Linked DNA regions of Homo sapiens: region 2 is linked to region 1. The links are chromatin loops, found by intact Hi-C in ENCODE. Cell type or tissue: heart right ventricle. All regions are shown on one strand. Links, peaks and the distances in the headings refer to the core of each region. The heading gives the core; the rest is flanking DNA.

Region 1 (5,384 bases), core at 106-5,105:
GTAAATAAATTATCTATGTGCTCACTAATGAATTTATGATGAGCTCCAACACACAAAAGACATCAACAGTACCTTGAATGACTCCGGCTTCTGGAGTAGGACCGGCGTCGTCTGGAACCTGGCTTGTCTTCAACTAATCTGATTTTTCTCCCATTGACTTCAGTTCCATCCAACTTTTCCAAAGCTCTTTTCATATCAGAATAAGATACAAATTCAATCACCCCTTCATTTTTGCGTCCCTTGTGAGCATCTGCATAAGTCACTTCTCCTGCCTGACGCATATAATCCTGAAGAAAAAAAAAAGTGTGACTACATTAGGATATGTTTTGCTAAAATATCTAATGCAATCATCTGAGTGAATTTTTCCTTTAAGAAATGCCAGCATTCCGCAGAATAAAGTTTACTCTTAAATATTTTCATCTACCCATCAATCATGTACTGAGGTTCTTTAAAGCACCAGCCATATTAGGTGGGTGGGAGAGACAATAAATACACATTAAATTGTTCCTTTAAATAAAGTTTTGGGGCCAAGTGTGGTGGCTCATGCCTGTAATCCCAGCACTTTGACAAGCTGAGGCGGGAGGATTGCTTGATCCCAGGAATTCAAGACCAGCCTTGACAACACAGAAGACCCTATCTCTACAAAAATTGAAAAAATTAGTCAGGTGTAGTGGCACACGCCTGTGGTCCCAGCTACCCAGTAGGATGAGGTGGGAGGATCATCTGAGCCCAAGGAGGTTGAGGCTGCAGTGAGCCGTGATCATGCCACTGCACTCCAGCCTGGGGTACAGAGCAAGACCCTACCTCAAAACAAAAAAATAAAGTTTTGTGTGAATATAGAAGTTTTCAGTTAGCTATCATCTTCTAAATTTAAAAACAAACAAAAAACAGAGTCTTGCTTTGTCGCTCAGGCAGCTGGAGTGCAGTGATGTGACCTCGGCTCACTGCAACCTCTGCCTCCCAGGTTCAAGTGATTCTGTGCCTCAGCCTCCCCAACAGCTGGAACTGCAGGTCCGCGCCACCATACCCAGCTGATTTTTTGTGTTTTCATTAGAGATGGGGTTTTGCCATATTGCCTAGGCTGGTCTCAAACTCCTGAGCTCAGGCAATCCACCTGCCTCAGCCTCCCAAAGTGCTAGGATTATAGGCATGGGTCACTGTGCCCAGCCCATTTTCTAAATCTTATAGTGACAAATTATTTGTTTATAACCATCATGTCCCTTCAATACCACAGGCCTCTTTCCTCATTCTCTTTGAGGACTTCCTATGGTTCAATGAGAGAATACAACTAATGTCCTAGACAAATGCTAAAGCATTATATAAATAAGAGGAGATATGATTAGGAGGTTGCAGTGAGCCGAGATAGTGTCACTGCACTCCAGCCTGCTGACAGAGCGGGACTCCATCTCAAAAAACAAAACAAAACAGAACAAAAAGAAATTTATTTTTGGCCAGGTGCAGTGGCTCACACCTGTAATCCCAACACCTTGGGAGGCCAAGGCCAGGAGATCACCTGAGGTCAGGAGTTTGTGACCAGCCTGGCAACTTTGTGAAACCTTGTCTCTACTAAAAATACAAAAATCAACCAGACGTGGTGGCAGGCGCTTGTAACCCCAGCTACCTGGGAGGCTGAGGCATGAAAATCGCTTGAACCCAGGAGGTGGAAGTTGCAGTGAGCGAGATTGTGCCACTGCATTCTAGCCCAGGCGACAGAGCAAGACCTTCGTCTCAAAAAAAAAAAAAAATTTATTTTTTAAACTACTAATATCCCCTAATTTGTTTTATTTTTGCATTTCCTTGATAAATAGCTAACATACATTGTGCCAGAAACTGTTCTAGGCTTTTTATATATAAAATTCACTAAATTCTTTCAATAACCTTGAGTAGAAATTAGTATTAACCCCATTTTATAGTTGAGGAATATGAGGCATAAGATGTAAGTAACTTGCTAAGGGTCATGTAAGTGACCTTAGTGGCAGAACCAGGATTCTATTCAGGTTGGCCACCTTGAGAGCTAGGAAATCTGCTCAATTATCTATTACTCTCGTTTCCTGAGAGTGGAACTGCCTGAAGGTACAGACATGTAGAACCAACTAAGGGTGGTAACTGTTGGGGACCAGCCTCAACACCACCCGTAGGGTACCCAAAGTCTGGTGGCGACGAAGGAATGAGAAGAGAGAGGTTAAGAGTGCATAAAGAGTGGGGGCCAGGGGGCCAATTGCAAAATGGAGGCTGCAAAAGGCTCAGAGTTCTGGTCTCCACACTATTTACTGAGTACAATCACTTAGATCTAAGAAGCAGACATTCAGGACGAAACGGTGAAAGGCAGGCAGTGCTGAAAGGAAGGCAGTGCGTCATACACGTAATCTACAGCAGTGGCAGTTTAAATGAATCTCCTTTGTGCTTAGACAGCATATCTTTAACTTATCGGAGAGTAGCTGGTGGGAGCGAGCTTAACTAGGAGCCTGCATGTCTGGCCACATTCCAGTGCTTCAAAGGAGTGTCTTTCTCCTTGAACACAGTGTTTATGGATAAGAGAGCAAGTCTTGCTGAGAGCATGGGAACATAATGGTGATAAGGCTTTCCTCCTCCCACAAGAGGCCTCTTGTGGCTTTGCACAATTTATTGTCCCATATTTTTATGGCCAGTTTATACAGGCACCCCATAAGCCTTTCCCCCAACAGTAACTAAGCTCTGTTCTAACAAAAAAATTAAGAGGTTTTCTAAGAAGTTAATTTAATATTACATTTAGTGGCACTACATGACGAGTTAGCATTCTACTGATGAAGAGAGTAGCTTTCCAGTTTCTACCCATGATGTTCAATCCCTAACTCTCAGAATACTGGAGTCATTCCTTCAGCAAGCAGAATCTTGCTGGCAGACATTCAGTAAAGGTCTGCTACGGTGCTGACGATAAGCATGATGCACCTGAAAAAACAGCAGACTGGGAGTCAGGAGTCCTGGTCCCAGCTCTTCTGCATGTTACTTGAAGGTTGCTGGGATTAAATTTTAAAAAGAAAAACAAAAAAGTGCTTTAAATTAAACTATACAAATGTAAAGGATTCCTAACTATTCTTTCCTGAACCTAAATACACTTCACTCATTTGGCTAGAGATGACTTGTTTAAATATGGCCAAAAAAAGCGAGAAGGGAGACAGAAAACAAAACCTGTTTCATGCATCCTCCTAAGACCATTCAGATTATGATACTGCTCAGTAAGTTTTTCTTCCTATTGAGATTAAAAACACTGTTGTCAATAAGTGGGGCCGGGTGCAGTGGCTCACGCCTGTAATCCCAGCACTTTAGGAGGCCAAGGCAGGTGGATCACTTGTGGTCAGGAGGAGCTCGAGACCAGCCTGGTCAACATGGTGAAACCCCGCCTCTACTAAAATACAAAAATTGGCCGGGCATGGTGGCATGCACTTGTAATCCCAGTTACTCAGAGGGCTGAGGCAGAACTACTTGAACCCCAGAGGCGGAGGTTGCAGTGAGCTGAGATGGCGCCACTGCACTCCAGCCTAGGCGAAAGGGCGAGACTCCATCTCAAAAAAAAAAAAAAGCTGGAACCAGTACACTGGATGGCCAACATTAGCACTGAATCTTAATTCTTGACACCAAACCTCTTTCAGGACAAATATTCCATCAAAAACCTTATGAAAAAACATGGGTCAGATTGTCAATTTCACCAGTAAGGATACACACTGAAGCTGATGTGAATTTGCATGTTATAGCAAATGCTGCAGGAAACACTGATGGTTTCAACCATTTTATTGACTGGTGAGTAGCTACACTGCCATCTTCTTGTAACCCTTTTTTTTTTTTTTGAGACAGAGTCCTGCTCTACTGCCCAGGCTGGAGTGCAGTGGCATGATTTTGGCTCACTACAACCTCCACCTTCCAGGTTCAAGCAATTCTCTTGCCTCAGCCTCCCAAGTAGCTGGGACTACAGGTGCCCACCACCACGCCCGGCTAATTTTTGTATCTTTTTAAGTAGAGACAGGGTTTCAAACATTCTTTACAGAGAGAAATTTCGTTATCACACATTTGGGCCAGGTTTCTGTCATGTCAGCACTTGAGGAGGCTGAGACTGAAGGATCACTTGAGGCCAGGAGTTCGAGACCAGTCGGGGTAACATAGTGACAACCAATCTCTGAGCCATGATTGTGCCTCTGCACTCCAGCCTAGGCAACAGAGACTCTGTAACAAAACAAAATCAGGCCGGGCGCGGTGGCTCACGCCTGTAATCCCAGCACTTTGGGAGGCTGAGGCGGGTGGATCACAAGGTCAGGAGTTCAAGATGGTGAAACCTCGTCTCTACTAAAAATACAAAAAAATTACCCGGGCATGGTGGCGGGTGCCTGTAATCCCAGCTACTCAGGAAGCTGAGATGGAGAATTGCTTGAACCCGGGAGGCGGAGGCTGCAGTGAGCAGAGATGGTGCCACTGCACTCCAGCCTGGGCAACACAGCGAGACTCCATCTCAAACAAACCAAACCAAACCAAACCAAACCAAACCAAACCAAACCAAACTCACAAATGTGTCCTTAGAATGATGGTCCCACAATGTATAGCAGGAATATAATTCTGATATATTTTGTACTCATATGGCACTTTAATTATTTCCAGCTCTGTGCAGGCTTTCAAACATATAACACTGTATTTTGTGTATGCCTGGGCCTGCACAAATCTACCTGTTTCCCAACTTTAACTCCTGCCCAACCTTACCCCAAAAGGTTAATGGGGCCCAAACCTTTAGGTCTTGCCAGCTGCACCGACTTGACAAATTCTCCACAATAAGTCTGTACTCTGTGCGAGTAGGAGGGCCATATTTATCTCGGCCACTTCTTCTATAACCATATCCACCTTTGGAAGGTTCAAATAAATAAGATTATTTCAGTGGAAGAAAAGGAAAAAAAATGACACAGCACACACCCCCCCTTAAATATATTATTTACCCCCACCCCAAACAATAGCACGTTTTAACTCTATTCCCACCCTTAATTCTAAAATAGATTTTTAAAGAAGCAATCAGCTAAATATAAACATTTAATTTAAAAAGTTGTAAGTATACATATTCATTAATATTTGCATTTAAGATTAACATGCATAAATTTAAAACTATTAACAATTTAACAATTTAGAAATAAGTAACCAAATTACTAAATCAGTTACTGGTGTTACTCACAGTGATTAAACATTTTGTGAATATTTTATATGGAAAAAAAAAGATTTTCAGGCACCTATTTCAGTTTAATCTCATCTGTGTCTAACCCTTGGGATCCTCACCACCCAGGTCTAATGGGGAAAGGTTGCGGTCGTCACATGGCTTCCTGTTTTTGGTCAGCCAAGGGCCACAATGGTTCAAAGAGCCACGCATGGAAAGG
Region 2 (5,384 bases), core at 309-5,308, 1.1 Mb before region 1:
ACCCACAGATGGTACCCATATAGACTGTCTTTTTTCCTATACATATATACCTATGATAAATTTTAACTCAGCAGTTTTCACACACTGTGTGGCCAAAACCTGGAGTTTGAGGTGTGACAGAAAAACTAGCATGAATTTCTTTTCCTTCTTCAAAAGTTCATGGACAGAAGATTAGTTCTTACCATAGATTTTTTTTCTTTCTTTTTGAGATGGAGTCTCTCCCTGTCACCAGGCTGGAGTGCAGTGGTGAGATCTCAGCTCACTGCAACCTCCGCCTCCTGGGTTCAAGCGATTCCCCTGCCTCAGCCTCCTGAGTAGCTGGGACTACAGATGCGTGCCACCACGCCCAGCTAATTTTTGTATTTTTAGTAGAGACGGGGTTTCAGCATGTTGACCAGGATAGTCTGGATCATGATCCGCCCGCCTCGGCCTCCCAAAGTGCTGGGATTACAGGTGTGAGCCACAACACCCAGCCCTACCGTAGATCTTAACAATCTCAGCATATGATTTTTTTTCTTTCCTTATTTAGTGGAGAACTTTTACCTTTTCACTTAATGCACTTCTCTTTGGTGTATCTGTATTGCCAGCAACACTACTCTTGCTCTTCAGGGCCATTAAGTAAAATAAGAGTTACTCAGGCTGGGTGCAGTGGCTCATGCCTGTAATCCCAGCACTCTGGGAGGCCGAGGCGGGCGGATCATGAGGTCAGGAGTTCAAGGCCAGCCTGGCGAACATGGTGAAACCCCATCTCTACTAAAAATACAAAAATTAGCTGGGCATGGTGGCGCATGCCTGTAATCCCAGATACTCAAGAGGCTGAGGCAGGAGAACTGCTTGAACCAGGACCCGGGAGGCGGAGGTTGCAGTGAGCTGAGATCACGCCATTGCACTCCAGCCTGGGCAAGAGTGAAACTCTGTCTCAAAAAAAAAAAACAAAAAAGAGTTACTCGAACACACAAGTACTGCAGATACCTCAACAAATGATCTGATAACCAAGACGGCTCCTAAGTGAGTAACAGGCGGGAAGTGTCTACAACATGAATATGTTGGATAAAGGGATGATTCATGACCCAGGCAGGAAAGAGCAAAATGGAGAGAGACTTCATCACACTACTCAGATCAGTGCACAATTTTAAACTGATGAATTATTTGCCTGTGAAATTTTCCATTTAATATTTTCAGACCAAGGTTGATAGAAGGTAACTAAAACCGCCAAAAGCAAAACTACAGATGGTGGGGGTACTACCTTACTTAAAAATGGTTAAAACAGTTAATTTTATCTTACGTATATTTTACAATAAAAAATACAAAAAAAACCCTAAGAGATTAGAAATGCCAAAAAAAGATCAAATCTATAAAGTATTTAAAATATGAAATAAATGGAGAAAAAATCAGTATTTAGAAAACATTGTCAGAAAAACTGAATACCAACATGCAAAAAATATCCACATCAACATATGCTGTAAGTAATTATAAATATATTAAAAAACTAAACATTCAAAAAACTTTGGAGAAAACAGAACAGTAAGCTTATCTCACTATGGAAAAGAGATGAATTTATGGTCAATTCAAAGAAAGCATAAACAAGAATTTGACAAATCCAATTATGTAAAATAAACTTTCATGCAATGAAAAAAACAAATCTAAGATTAAAATATTATAAATTCAGGCAATATCTGCAAGAATTATGATAAATAAAACAATGTTTATAATATAAACCAAACCAATTCAACATTTCCCGATCATCTATTATTAGGGAGCAAACAATGACTAACTCATAAACCTGTCAAAGGATAAAAACAGGCAGTTTAAACCACAGAGATTCAATCGGCACTTGAGAAAAAAGACTGTCTCACTACTAATTGGAGAAATATAAATTGCAATATTCTTAAGATACGACTTCATACATATTAAGCTACCAAAAAAAATCTAAACAATAAAACCAAGTGTTATCTGGGTTATGAGAAGATAAAGACATATTCAGTCAGGCACAGCTGTAAAATCATATGTGTCTTCAGACTGTTCCTGGATAAAGTATAAAAGAGGTCATAAGATTGGCCACAGCCTAATCTGAATAATTTTTCTTAGGTGCTCACCCAAGAATTACATACAGGGGGGAAAGAAGCAAACTCTACTTTTAAAAATAGTATAAGTTTGTTGTCTACAGAAACGAAAAATGAGAAACAAACAACATGTGAACAATAAGTTTAACTACACTGTAACTGTAAACTATTTCAATACAAGCTTATTTAAAAGGTGAATACATGTTTTTATGTTAGTTTAATAATAGCTTACATATAATTTGATAAGAATCAAAAGCAGATACAAAGCTTACATTTAAAAGTATAGTAAAATGTTTAAATACATATTTTTAAATGCTTATATAAAAAATGTTCAAGACATTAAGCTAAAATTAGACACAAATTCTTCATTCTTGCCCCCAACTTTTTCCATTAGAAAAAAAATTTCAGTTTTGAGGGAAAAGCATTTCAAATCACAGTGATCTTGCCTTACCTAAAAAATCTTACCCTGTTTGTGACAACAGTATAGGCAGAAAGATTCATTTGATTTTCTGGCTGTGTCATCTCTTTCCTAAGAAGTTATTTAGACACTGTACACAAACTCAGGGTTGGTTCATTTTACAGCTCTAAGCAAAAGCAACGAACTTCCAATAGTTAAAGAATTTGCTATTGGAAGAGACTTCACATTTGGTTTCACTCTATTGGACAGACACGATTCTCTCTTGGAAATGCAAGAAAATATATAACAAAAGATGCTACAAAGGATAGAGTATCACAGATCATTAAATGTAATCCTTATTTTAAAGTTGAGGAAATTAAACAAAAGAGAAGGCACTGCCTCATGAACCTGTAAGCAGCAGAAACAGTGGTGGAATCCAAAACTCTGAACTCCCTTGTCTGAAGTTTTTTGTCCTCTTTATGTGGAATTGAGCATAAAACCCTCCCTTTTAAAATTACATTCCTTTATGCCTGTAATCCCAGCACTTTGGGAGGCTGAGGCAGGTGGATCACCTGAGGTCAGGAGTTCGAGACCAGCCTGGCCTACATGGTGAAACTCCGTCTCTACTAAAAATAAAAAAAATTAGCGTGGTGGTAGGCACCTGTAATCCCAGCTACTTGGGAGGCTGAGGCAGGAGAATCGCTTGAACCCGGGAGGTGGAGATTGCAGTGAGCCAAGATCGCACCACCGCACTCCAGCCTGGGCAACAAGAGTTAAGACTCCCATCTCAAAAAAAAAAAAAAAATTACATTCCTAATATTATTACCTTAGGCTACTTATTCCTTTTCTTTCATTACATCTCTATCCTATGTTACATTACTTTGATCTTATGATATAACATCATGTTCTTAACGTTTTTAAATATTTTAAATTTAAACTCAAAATTTCTTTTTCAATGTATGGATTGGCACTTTAAGGACCTCCTAAAAATCCAAAAATAACATTCCTTTTTTTTTTTTCTTTAGAGGAATAAAGAGCTTAGTTGAACAAAGAGCTACTTCTGAATCTGGCAGCCCTCAGAATCAGAAAAGATTCAGACTCAGAGAGCTCCCTGACATTCTTTTTATGCTACGTATTAACTCCCTGTACAGGCTAGCAAAAAAACCCACAAAAACAAATTGATTTCTCTTTATAACCGTAAGTCCTTAATTTAAAATGTACAGACTTTGATTTACTGGGTTTTTTTGTTTGTTTGTTTTTTGATTTTTTGAGACAGGGTGGAGTACAGTGTCACAATCTCACCTAGCCTGGAGTACAGTGGCACAATCCTGGGTCACTGCAACCTCCGCCTCCTGGGTTCAAGCGATTCTCATGCCTCAGCCTCTGAAGTAGCTGGGACTACAGGTGTCCACCACCATGCCTGGCTAATTTTTGTATTTTTAGTAGAAACAGGGTTTCACCATGTTGGCCAGGCTGGTCTCGAACTCCTGGTCTCAAGTGATCCGCCCGCCTTGGCCTCCCAAAGTGGGATTACAGGCTTAAGCCACAGTGCCCAGCCTGACTTACTGTTAATTAAACAGGTAATTTTATTTATTTATTTATTTATTTTTGAAACAGAGCAGTGACACAATCTCAGCTCACTGCAACCTCCACCTCCTGGGTTCAAGCAATTCTCCTGCCTCAGCCTCCCAAGTAGCTGGGACTACAGGCACATGCCACCACACTCGGCTAATTTTTCGTATTTTAGTAGAGACAGTCTCACCATGTTGCCCAGGCTGGCCTCAAACTCCTGAGCTCAAGTGATCTACCCACCTCGGCCTCCCAAACTGCTGGGATTACAGTCATGAGCCACCATGGCCGGCCAAAACAAGTAATTTTAACTGGGGCTGGGGTCAAAGTGGGAAGGGGCGGCTGAGGTAGGAGGATCCCTTGAGCCCAGGAGTAATCTGGTAATCTGGTATGTTGACCAGCCTGGACAACACAGCAAGAGACCCAATCTATTTAAAAAAAAAAAAAAAAGAGAGAGAAGAAGAAGAAAAAAAAAGAGGGTGGGAGGGAAAGGAGAAAGGGAGGGAAGAGGAGAAGGAAGGAAGGGAAAGAGGGGGTAGAAGAGGAAGAGAGGAGGGGGGAAATCCCCTTTCCCAAACACATATACACACAGTTATCATGAAATAGATTTCTAGCCAAAGATGGGTCCATAGCCTAATACCCAGATCCTGTGAATGTTCACTTATTTGGAAAAACAGTCTTTGCATATGTTATTAAGGATTTTGAGATGAGATTATACATAGGCCCTAAACGCCATCACAAATATCCTTATAAGAGAAAAGCAGACATTTAACACACATACAGAGAAGACGGCAATGTGAAAATGGAAGAAGAGACTGGAGGGTTACGGTCAAGGAATGTCAGCAGCCACCAGAAGCTGGGAGAGGCAAGGGATGATTGCCCCTAAAGCCTCTGGAGCAAGTTCAGTCCTGCCAACACCCTGATTTCAGACTTCTGGCCTCCAGAAGTGAAAGAATAAATTTCTGTTGTTTTAAGCCTCAAAGTCTGTTTGGGGTAATTTGTTATGGCAGCCACAAGAAACTAATACAAATAGCAAAGTTTATGTTTTTTGTTTGCTTGGTTTTGCTATTACCTCTCTGTTTGGGCTTGTTGACCATCTCCTGACCACTGAATGAAACAGACAAACTGAAAACGAAAGTGGGAAATGAAGAAATCTAAGTAAGGGGCCGGGTGCGGTGGCTCACACCTGTAATCCCAGCACTTCGGGAGGCCAAAGCAGGTGATCACCTGAGGTCAGGAAATCGAGACCAGCCTGGCCAACATGGTGAAACCCCCCGTCTCTACTAAAAATACAAAAATTAGCCAGGCGTGGTGGTGGGCACCTGTAATTCCAGCTACTCCGGAGGCTGAGGCAG

What was found. Hi-C counts contacts between places; a loop is a spot of excess contacts. Peaks named below come from ENCODE experiments on the same cell type or tissue, not always from the same donor. Only the 100,000 strongest peaks of a DNase experiment are listed, where the experiment ranks them.
Region 2: a loop joins it to region 1, with 20 times the contacts of the local background. A loop is called at or near these places in 1 of 110 quality-filtered maps.

The regions. Positions count from the first base shown.
Region 1 is chr1:29,154,624-29,160,007 of GRCh38, forward strand. SRSF4 (serine and arginine rich splicing factor 4) reads right to left here. Exons shown (of 6, transcript NM_005626.5): 3 at 4,751-4,863; 4 at 73-287. Among named protein-coding and RNA genes, the nearest start is that of SRSF4, 25 kb to the right of the region's middle. RefSeq lists an enhancer at 1,760-2,261. In heart right ventricle, for the core only: no CTCF peak of the experiment used is centred there; no DNase peak of the experiment used is centred there; H3K27ac peaks cover 1,270 bases.
Region 2 is chr1:28,065,086-28,070,469 of GRCh38, forward strand. All of the region lies in intron 1 of EYA3 (EYA transcriptional coactivator and phosphatase 3), which reads right to left. Among named protein-coding and RNA genes, the nearest start is that of EYA3, 21 kb to the right of the region's middle. In heart right ventricle, for the core only: no CTCF peak of the experiment used is centred there; no DNase peak of the experiment used is centred there.